Linked DNA regions of Homo sapiens: region 2 is linked to region 1. Evidence: chromatin contacts called from ENCODE Hi-C or POLR2A ChIA-PET data. All regions are on one chromosome and are shown on one strand. The core of a region is the stretch at or near the end of the contact, and the rest is flanking DNA. Distances in the headings are between cores, read along the strand shown.

The links. A loop is a pair of places that touch in the nucleus more often than their neighbours do. ChIA-PET counts read pairs that join two places held with the same protein, here RNA polymerase II (POLR2A). Pooled maps may share reads with other maps.
Region 2: a loop to region 1 is called in a map of psoas muscle, with 2.7 times the contacts of the local background. The contact joins the promoter of DCAKD here to the enhancer-like site in region 1. A Hi-C loop is called at or near these places in 1 of 168 maps with a recorded cell type or tissue (psoas muscle) and 7 of 50 pooled maps. POLR2A ChIA-PET finds 5 or more read pairs at or near these places in 6 of 52 experiments (GM10248, WTC11, activated CD8-positive, alpha-beta T cell and 2 more).

Annotation. Positions count from the first base shown.
Region 1 is chr17:45,196,362-45,201,427 of GRCh38, forward strand. All of the region lies in intron 2 of FMNL1-DT (FMNL1 divergent transcript), which reads right to left. Among named protein-coding and RNA genes, the nearest start is that of FMNL1-DT, 23 kb to the right of the region's middle. Within about 2 kb of position 1,575, at least 22 of the 41 ENCODE cell types and tissues checked have a DNase peak (open chromatin) inside an H3K27ac peak, as active enhancers do; they include psoas muscle, where a contact is called at or near this core.
Region 2 is chr17:45,048,608-45,054,496 of GRCh38, forward strand. DCAKD (dephospho-CoA kinase domain containing) reads right to left here and starts at 3,025. Exons shown (of 5, transcript NM_001288655.2): 1 at 2,754-3,025. RefSeq lists a silencer at 2,666-3,165.

The DNA of each region.
Region 1 (5,066 bases), core at 325-2,824:
AAGTTAAATTTATTGTGCTAAGCATTTTACATGCATTTTTTTTTTTTTTTTGGAGACAGAGTCTTGCTCTGTTGCCCAAGCTGGAGTGCAGTGGTATGATCTCGGCTCACTGCAACCTCCGCCTCCTGGGTTCAAGTGTTTGTCATGCCTCAGCCTCCCAAGAGCTGGGATTACAGGTGCATGCCACCATGCCTGGCTAATTTTTGTGTTTCTAGTAGATTGGGTTTCACGATGTTGACCAGGCTGGTCTCGAACTCCTGACCTCAAGCAATCTGCCAGCCTTGACCTCCCAAATGGCTGGGATTACAGGCATGAGCCACCAAGTCAGGCCTTTATATCATCTTCTTTTTTTACCTACATATCAACTCCATGAGGAAGGTATTGCTGTTAACCCTGTTTTACAGATGGGAAACTGAACTTAAAGTTAGGGAACTTCAAGGCCACATAGTGAGGGCTAGTGCAGAACCTCCAGGCTTTACTGTCCCTATTGCTGTGGTCTGTGCCATCTGGTAGTGGTGGAGGGGGTCCCACGAAGACAAATTACTGGAAGCCGATGACACAAATACAGTAACTGGGATATTATTCGAGGTGCACTGGGGGCCCCAAAGCCGAATGAGATGAATTCCACTGCACGGGCTGGAAGGAGTCACAGAGAAGGCCTGGATTGAACTGAATCTTTGGACAAATTTAGAGTGATAGTACCCATCTCTGATGGTCCTAGTGAGGATTTAAGGTGCTTTAAGCATTAGGTAAAGCTCCTGGTACTCGCACATAGCGGGTGCTCAGTGAAGGGCTGTTGAAGGAATTAGTGAACGCATGTAGGATCGGGAGACCTATGCACAGTTATGGTCTTTCCTGGAGCCAGGGGATGGACAAAATGACCTCTCTAGGCCTCTTTCGTCCTGAGTTTGAGTAGGTCAGGGGAAAGCCTAGGGTAAAGGGCCAGCTCCACTAGCCCAGGCAGGGAATGACTCCCCCTGCCCAGCCCCTATGACTAAGGGGCTGTGAGAGCAACTCCTTTCTAGACAAGGAAGAAATAATGTCACAGGGCATTGTCTGCGCTGCTCCCCAGCACCCTGTTACCCCTTCTCCAGCTCTACCCTGAGCTCTGGATCCAGCAGAAGGAACTGAAGTCTAGGACCCACAACCCCCAGAAAAAGGCCCAGGCAGGGGGATGGGCTGGGGAGGTGTGTGTTTGTTTTGAAAGCCTGTAGAGGAGGAGGAGGAGGGGGAGGAGAGGGAGATGGGGTGGAGGAGAGTAGGAGGTGGAGGAGAGGAGGAGGAGGAGGAGGAGAGGGAGATGGGGTGGAGGAGAGGGGTAGGATTAATTTGCAGCTTAGATTTTAGGGCCAAGGATTGAAGCCTCTTCCTGCACTCCTCCCCTCCTCCACTTGGCATTATCCCAAGGAGTTGCCTTGGGGCTTCCGTGATGGCGACGGGAATGCGGGGAAGTTGAGGGCCTGGGAGCCCGAGGCCAGATGGAGGCAAAGAGGAGTGAGGCTGCTCACAGACCCTGGTGGGCTGGGTTCTGGAAGAAAACCATGGGCTGACCAGCTCCAGGGCCTGGCTGAGCCTCAGCCAGGTTCTGCCAGAGCTGGCTCAACAGCGGCACCTGCCGGCTGGGGCCCTCTCTGCGGGGAAGGGCTCCTCCACCGCCCTGGGAGCCCCGCGGGTGAGTCGCTCCTGGCCTGGCTCTGTGGCCTCCCCAGAGGTCAGATCAGGAAATGTTGCGAGCCGAGGAATGTTCTGAAGCGGAGGGCCTCTGCCCTTCTGGCCTCCACCTGTGCCCCTAACACTACCCTGTTCACCCAGGACACTAACCGAGGGCCAGGGCTGGGGGAAAAAGAGTAGGATGAAGGCCACTCACTTTAGGGAGGTTCCTGGTTTGGGTAGTTATTATTATTATTATTTTTTAATTTGGAAATACTTTAAAGCTTACAGAAGAGCTTCAAGAATGATACAAAGATTCTTCCTCCCTTACCTAGATTTATCAGTTGATAACATTTTGCCCCATTTGCTTTCTTTCTCTCTTTGTATATACAGTAGATAAAAACGTAGTTTTAGTTGGTTGAACGTGGGGGACAAGAAAATGAAAAATAAAAAATTAACAAAACAACATAGTTTTAGGCCAGCAGCAGTGGCCCATGCCTGTAATCCCGGTACTTTGGGAAGCCAAGGCAGGATAATCACTTAAGCCCAGAAGTTTGAGACCAGCCTGGGCAACATAGTGAGACCTCGTCTCTGCAAAAAAATAAACAAAATTAGCCAGCTGTGGTGATGTGTAACTGTAGTCCCAGCTACTCAAGAGGCTGAGGTGGGAGGGTCGCTTGAGCCAGCGAGATTGAGGCTGCAGTGAGCCATGATTGCGCCACTGCACTCCAGCCTGGGCGACAGAGCGTGGCCTTGTCTCAAAAAACAAAAAACAAAAAAACAATAAAAGCATAGTTTTTTTTTGGTATATTAACTGAACTGAAAGTGGCAGCCATCATGCCCCTTTGCCCCCAAATACTTCAGTGGGTATTACCTAAGAACAAGGATATTTTCTCGCATCACCACAGTTCAGTGAAATTTAACATCAATACAATAATTTACTGTCTATATTCCAATTTTTATCAATAAGGATCCTTTAGAATATTTTTTCCCTGTAGTATAAGATCCAGATCAGGATCACACATTGCATTTAATTGGCTTCCTCTTCTCCTTTTTTTTTGAGACAATGTCTCACTGTGTCACCCAGCCTGGAGTGCAGTGGCGTGATATTGGCTCACTGCAGCCTCTACTTCCTGGGCTCAACAGATCCTCTCACCTCAGCCTCCTGAGTAGCTGGGACTACAGCGTGCCAGCACACCTGACTAATATTTCTTTTCTTCTTTTAGAAATGAGGTCTCGGCCAGGTGCGGTGGCTCACGCCTGTAATCCCAGCACTGTGGGAGGCCGAGGCAGGCAGATCACGAGGTCAGAAGATCGAGACCATCCTGGCTAACACAGTGAAACCCCGTCTCCACTAAAAATACAAAAAATTAGGCAGGCGCCTGTAGTCCTAGCTACTCGGAAGGCTGAGGCAGGAGAATAGCATGAACCCGGGAGGTGGAGCTTGCAGTGAGCTGAGATCACGCAACTGAACTCCAGCCTGGGTGACAGAGCGTGATTCCGTCTCAAAAAAAAAAAAAAAGAAAAAGAAAAAAAAGAAATGAGGTCTCACTATGTTGCCCAGGCTGATCTACCCACCTCGGCCTCCCAAAGTGCTGGGATTACAGGCGTGAACCACTGTGTCCGGCCATTTTTCTTCTTCTTCTTCTTTTTTTTTTTTTTGAGACGGACTCTTGCTCTGTCGCCAGGCTGGAGTGCAGTGGCGCGATCTTGGCTCACTGCAACCTCCGCCTCTTGGGTTCAAGCAATTCTCCTGCCTCAACCTCTGGAGTAGCTGGGATTACAGGCACTTGCCACCATGCCCAGCTAATTTTTGTATTTTTAGTAGAGATGGGGTTTCATCGTGTTGGCCATGATGGTCTCGATCTCCTGACCTCGTGATCTGCCCACCTCGGCCTCCCAAAATACTGAGATTACAGGCATGAGCCACCACGCCCAGCCATTTTTCTATTTTTTGTAGAGACAGGGGTCTCCCTATGTTGCTCAGGCTGGTCTTGAACTCCTGGGCTCAAGCAATCCTCCTGCCTCAGCCCCCAAAGTGCTTGCTGGGATTTCAGGCATGAGCCACCACACCCAGATATTTAGGCTTCTTTATTTTTTATTTATTTTTATTTTTTGAGACTGAGTTTTGCTCTTATTGCCCAGGCTGGAGTGCAGTGGTGCGATATCGGCTCAACTGGGTTCAAGTGATTCTCCTGCCTCAGCCACCTGAGTAGCTGGGATTACAGGTGCACGCCACCACACCCAGCTAATTTTTGTACTTTTAGTAGAGATGGGGTTTTGGCATATTGGCCAGGCTGGTCTCGAATTTCTGGCTTCAGGCCATCTGCCCATCTCAGCCTCCCAAAGTGTTGGGATTACAGGTGTGAGCCACCATGCTGGCCTAGGCTTCTTTAATCTGGGGCAATTCCTCATCTTTTTCATCTTTCATGACATTTTTTCAGAGTAGGACTCCCCCACACATTTTTCCTTTTAATCGAATGCACCTTATTTGAGGTTTGTCTGGTATTTCCTTATGGATAGATTCAGGCTATGTCTCCCTGGTGCAAATATAAGCAATATTATATTGTTTGGGTGGAGTTCTCTCCACTTTAAGGGATTCATGGAACTTCTGAACCTCTGAGGTTGATTAACCCCTGAGTTGTCTGTCAAAAAAATCAGATTTTCAAAACAAGTTAAGAAGGACATCATGAATTATGCGTGTGTCTTCACTCTGCTGATGGCTGGCTTAGGCTCTGCATTCTCTCTCTCCCTCTTCCCCTCCCGCTACCGAACTTGCCCTTGAAATTTCAGCAGCTGCTGTTGAAAGCATTCTTTTTGAAGGCCACTAGGGACCCCTAATTGCCCAACTCAGTCGCTTTCATAGTCTTCATCCTCTTGACCTCTTCTCAGGGCAACGGACTGGCTCACCCGCCCTTCTCCCTAAAACCACAGAAGGCCGCGCTTGGCTGTCCCAGTCTCTGCCCATTTCCTTCAACAAAAATGACAGAATGCCGGCTGCTCTGGGAGGTACAGAGGTGGATCCACTGTGGAGCCAGCTTTGCAGGTGGTGGCTTGTCAGGAAAATTCTGCAGGTCCTGGTCTTTTTTTCTTTTCTTTTCTTTCTTTTTTTTTTTTTTTTTTGAGACTGAGTCTCACTCTATTGCCCAGGCTGGAGTGCAGTGGCATGATCTCGGCTCACCGTGACCTCCGCCTCCCGGATTCAAGTGATCCTCTTGCCTGAGCCTCCCAGGTAGCTGGGATTACAGGCGCCCACCACCACGCCCAGCTTATTATTGTATTTTTAGTAGAGACAGAGTTTCACCATGTTGGCCAGGCTGGTCTCCAGAACTCCTGACCTCAGCTGATCTAGCCGCCTTGGCCTCCCAAAGTGCTGGGATTACAGGCATGAGCCACCACACCCGGCCTGGTCCTGG
Region 2 (5,889 bases), core at 1,775-4,274, 150 kb before region 1:
GCCTGGGTGACAGAGCGAGACTCCATCTCAAAGAAAAACAAAACAAAAATTAGCCAGGCGTGGTGGCATGCACCTGTAATCCCAGCTACTCAGGAGGCTGAGGCTTGAGAAGCATTTGAACCTAGGAGGTAGAGGCTGCAGTGAGCCAAGACTGCGCCACTGCACTCCAGCCTGGGTGACAGAGTGAGACAGACTCTGTCTCAAAAAGAAAGAAAGAACCATAAAAATAGCCAACCAGCAGCACAAGGGCTGTTCTGCCTATGGTGTAGCCATTCTTTATTCCATTATTTTCCTAATAATCTTGCTTTCATTTGGAAAAAAAAAATTGGCTGAGCATGGTGGCGAAAGCCTGCAGTCCCAGCTACTGGGGAAGCTAAGGTGGGAGTATTGCTTGAGCCCAAGAGGTCAAGGCTGCAGTGAGCTGTGATCCCGCCACTGCACTACAGCCTGGGTGACAGAGACCCTGTCTCAAAAAAACAAAAACTATTACATTAGAAAAAACTTCTGTGAGGAAACAAAGTGGAAATATGAGTTCAAGAAGGAAAAAGGGCCAAGCATGGTGGCTTACACCTCTAATCCCAGCACTTTTGGAGGCTGAGATGCAAGGATCACTTGAGACCAGGAGTCAGCCGGGGCAACATAGCAAGACCTCGTCTCTACTAAAAATAAAAAGAAAAATCAGCCATATGTGGTGACAGACACCCGTACTCTTAGTTACTTTGGTGGCTAAGGTGGGAGGATTGAGCTCAGCAGGTCAAGGGTGCAGTAACCAGTGACTGCCACTGCACTCCAGCTTGAGCAACAGAGCAAGATCCCATCTCGGAAAAAATAAAGGAAAAAAAGAACGATTTGAAATTTCGATGGTTAAATAAAAAGTGGTTCTTTTTTTTTTTTTCAAAAGATGAGGGAAATCAAATCAAATGGTGTATATTTAGACTTCACTGCAGGTTTAAATGAGGATTTTAACAGCTTTATTTTAAAATATCAACATTCACAATTAACCAGAACTTTTATCCTCTGTAATCTTCAAAATAAAAATGTGAAAGTTTCAATCTAAAGCTATCAATCTAAAACTGTGCCAGCAGGTAATTTTCTTTTTCTTTTCCTTTTTTTTTTTTTTTTTTTTTTTGAAACAGAGTCTTGCTCTTGTCACCCAGGCTGGAGTGCAGTGGCACGATCTCAGCTCACTGCAACCTCTGCTTCCTGAGTTCAAGTGATTCTCCTACCTCGACCTCCTGAGTAGCTGGGATTGCAGGCACCCGCCACCACACCCAGCTAATTTTTTTGTATTTTTAGTAGAGATGGAGTTTCACCATGTTGGCCAGGCTGGTCTCAAACTCCTGACCTCAGGTGATCTGCCTGCCTCAGCCTCCCAAAATACTGGGATTACCAGGCGTGAGCCACCGCGCTCGGCCTCCCAGCAGGTAATTTTTTCTTTCTTTCTTTCTTTTGAGAAGGAGTCTCACTCTCTTGCCCAGGCTGGAGTGCAGTGGCACGATCTCGGCTCACTGCAACCTCAGCCTCCCGGGTTCAAGCGATTTTTCTGCCTCAGCCTCCCGAGTAGCTGGGACTACAGGCATGCACCACCATGTCCGGCTAATTTTTTTGCATTTTTAGTTGACACGGGGGTTTCACCATGTTGACCAGGCTGGTCTCGAACTCCTAACCTCGGGTGATCCACCCTCCTCAACCTACCAAAGCGCTGGGATTACAGGCGTGAGCCACCGTGCCCGGCCCAGAGGGTAATTTTCAAAACAAAGCTAAGTTCGTGGCTTGCCTGCCTTCAGCTATCAGCCCTCTTCTTCTCTCCTTAAGGTACAGGCACCAAGAGGGGCTCGGAGACCATTTAAACGTTATTTACCAAGGGGACAGATTCAGACCTTGGTGAAGACAGACAGAGGAGGATTTGGTGGGAATTTAGGGCCCTGCTGAGACAAAAACCACCCGAACCCGTCTGTCCACTTTCTATCCATCTACCAGATCTCTAGCATTTCACCCCTTTCCCCAGGCCTATGCCAGCACTGTGCCACACCAACTCAATCTTGATTTATTCAGGTAAAATGAGCACTCTCCCTCCTGCAAAAACAAACACGTTTAAGACATAAAACATATTCAAAGGCTTCCATTTCCTCACCGTTAGAATTGAGACTTAATGTCAAAGTTCACTTGGGTAGGTTGAATCATTTTCCCACAACTAAGGGAGAGTGAAAAATCTTTGAAAACTCTGTAAGCAAACACCTGAAATGCCAACGCCTCCTTTGCGGAGCTGGGGAAGGAAGAGACGGGTGGCCGGATGGCCTCCCTCACTAGTTGGTGGGCGTGAGATCCACGCCGCCCCAGTCCCGGGGGCCTTCACTAAAACCTTAACTGGCCTCCCAGGGGAGAGGGAAGCGGAGGAGAGGGGTCTGAAAATCGGAGATGATCACTCAGCTCAACAGTAAAGCACTTTATACCCACCCTATGGGACAGATACTGTAGCTTTATTCCCATTTTTCAGATGAGCAAACTTGGGATCGGAAAGATACCCCAAGGTCACACAACTGAAGTGGCAGAAGCTAGATTCAAGAATCAATCGGCCCGCAAAGTTCTAAAGGGCAGTGGCTTTGGTCTGATCCTGAGTTTGAATCCACAATCTCCAGCCCTTTCTAGCTGTAAACCTTCCTGCGCGTCCTCAGCCGTAAAACAGAGGAAATAACACGTTGCTTGGTAGGGTTGCTGTCAAGACAATGGGCCGTGGATATAAAAGCACTTGCCTTAGTGCTGGCCGCATACGACGCGCTCAATACATCGTAACTCAGGCTTTCAAAAGAGGCCCGTACGCCCCACTAGGCCGCGAAATTGGGTCGCCCGGGGCGGTGGCAGCCCCGCGTAGCAGCCGCGGCCAGGGCCCGCCCCCTCCCCGGCGCCCGGCTGGCTCTCACCGGCCCGCGTGGCGCGCTACGTACCCAGCGCCTCCGCCGTGGCCCAGGCCTCCGCCTCTAGCCCAATCTCCGCAGCGCTTACAGGCCGGCTCAGCGGGCGAGGCGGGACCTCGGGAGCGCGCGCCTGCAGACCGGACGTCCGGCCAGCAGGCGGGGCCGGGAGAGGTTGGACGGGCGGGGCCGGGAGAGGTTGGGTGGGCGGGCGGGGCCGGGAGAGGTTGGGCGGGCGGGCGGGCGGGGCCGGGAGAGGTTGGGCGGGCGGGCGGGCGGGGCCGGGAGAGGTTGGGCGGGCGGGCGGGCGGGGCCGGGAGAGGTTGGGCGGGCGGGCGGGCGGGGCCGGGAGAGGTTGGGCGGGCGGGCGGACGCGGGAGAGGTTGGGCGGGCGGGCGGACGCGGGAGAGGTTGGGCGGGCGGGCGGACGCGGGAGAGGTTGGGCGGGCGGGCGGACGCGGGAGAGGTTGGGCGGGCGGGCGGACGCGGGAGAGGTTGGGCGGGCGGGCGGACGCGGGAGAGGTTGGGCGGGCGGGCGGACGCGGGAGAGGTTGGGCGGGAGAGGTTGGGCGGGAGGGCGGCCGGACGGACGCGGGAGAGGCCGGCGGGGAGAGCTCGGCCCCGGAGCACGGCACAGAGGTCCCCCGCAACCCCCGACCCGGAGCCATAAATTTTCCTTTCCCCGGAGCCGGGAAGGAGAGGGAGAGAGAGGAGAGGGGCAAAACTGCAGGGTCCTAACTTCGGATATAAAGCTCGGCCACTCGCTACTTGTGCAGCCTTGGCAGAGGTGATCATGAGCACTTTCCACCTGCCAGGTCCTAAGAGCACTTTGTGGGATTATCTCAGCCCGCACAGTCCGCAGGGTGGATACTATCATCATCCCCATTTTACACAACAGGAAACTATGTTTAGCGGTTAATCCATTTGCCCTCTCATACAAAGTCATGTGATTGCAGAGCCCGCATCCTGTCCATACAAGCCTAGCAAGCCACTCAGCCTCTCATCCTGTCTCCTCTCAAAGTGGGGATAATCGCAGCCGTGCAGCGTTGTTGAAAGAATACATAAAAGCCGGGCACGGTGGCTCACACCTGTAATCTCAGCACTTTGGGAGGATCACTTGAGCCCAGGAGTTCGAGACCAGCCTAAACAAGAGTGAGACTAACCCCCGATCTCTACAAAAAAAAAAAACAAAAAACAAACTAGCCAGGCATGGTGACAGTGTGGTCTCATTTACTCGGGAGGCTGAGGCAGGAGGATGGCTTGAGCCCAGGAGGTCAAGGCTGCAGAGAGCCATGATGGTACCACTGCACTCCAGCCTGGGCAACAAAACGAGACCTTGCCTCAAAAAAAATAAAGCATCTAGGCCGGGCGCTGTGGCTCACGCCTGTAATCCCAGCACTTTGGGAGGCCAAGGCGGGTGGATCACCTGAGGTCAGGAGTTTGAGACCAGCCTGGCCAACATGGCAAAATCCCGTCTCTACTAAAAATACAAAATTAGCCGGGCGTGGTGGTGAATGCCTGTAATCCCAGCTACACGGGAGGCTGAGGCAGGAGGATTGCTTGAACCCGGGAGGTGGAGGTTGCAGTGAGCCCAAGATCCGGTCACTGCACTCCAGCCTGGGAGACTACAGCAAGACTCTGTCTCCAGTTAAAAAAAAAAAAAAAAAAAAAAAAAAACTAGTTATCTAGTTATGCCTCACATATAGCAGGAAGTTGTTTTTGTTTTTTTTTTGTTTGGTTTGTTTGTTTGTTTGTTGAGACAGAGTTTCGCTCTATTGCCCAGGCTGGGGTGCAGTGGCAGGATCTTGGCTCACTGCAGCCTCTGCCTCCCAGGTTCAAGCGATTCTCCTGCCACAGCTTCCCGAGTAGCTGGGACTAGAGGTGTGCGCCACCACATCCAGCTAATTTGTTTTGCTTTTGAGATGGAGTTTTGCTCTTGTTGCCCAGGCTGGAGTGCAGTGGCATGATCTCGGCTCACTGCAACCTCTACCTCCCGGGTTCAAGCGATTCTCCTGCCTCAGCCTCCCAAGTAGCTAGGATTACAGGCATGTACCACCACACTCGGCTAATTTTGTATTTTTAGTAGAGATGGGGTTTCACCACGTTGGCCGGGCTGGTCTGGAAATCCTGACCTAGGTGATCCACCCACCTCGGCCTCCCAAAGTGCTAGGATTACAGGCGTCAGCCACCATGCCCAGCACATCTGGCTAATTTTTGTATTTCTAGTAGAGATGGGGTTTGGCATGTTAGCCAGGCTGGTCTCAAACTCCTGACCTCAGGTGATCCACCCACCTCGGCCTCCCAAAGTGCTGGGATTATAGGCATGAGCCACGGTGCCTCACCAGCAGGAAGTTTTTAATTAACACCTACCCTGTCTCCCTTCCCTTTCCTTAAACTGTATCTCTATTCTCTACTTCCTTTAAGGTAGGAATCTTGCCTATCTACTACTACAATACCCAGTGCCCTGCACAGTAGGGATTCAGTATATTGAGGAATTAAGTAATTTAACATCTTTCTCAGATCACCTGAGTCCCTGAAAGCTTTCTTCCTGACTTCAACAGTCAAGGAGACCTACTGCCATCACCCAATAAAAAGGATTCCATCTTGTGTCCAAAAGGGCCATTTGGTACAAACACCCTGCCAGTATTTGAATCTCTTCCACATTATCTCTGCCATGTATACATGTACATGTCCCATGTTGGGGAACTCACTGCCACTCAAGACAGTTTTATTTATTTTTTTTTTTGAGACAGAGTCTGGCTCTGTTGCCTAGGCTGGAGTACAATGGCGTGATCTCAGCTCACTGCAACCTCCGCCTCCCGGGTTCAAGTGATTCTCCTGCCTCAGCTTCCCTAGTAGCTGGGATTACAGGTGCCTGCCACCATGCCAGGCTAATTTTTACATTTTTAGTAGAGATGGGGTTTCACCATGCTGGCCATGCTGGTCTCGAACTCCCAACCTCAGGCGATCTGCCTGC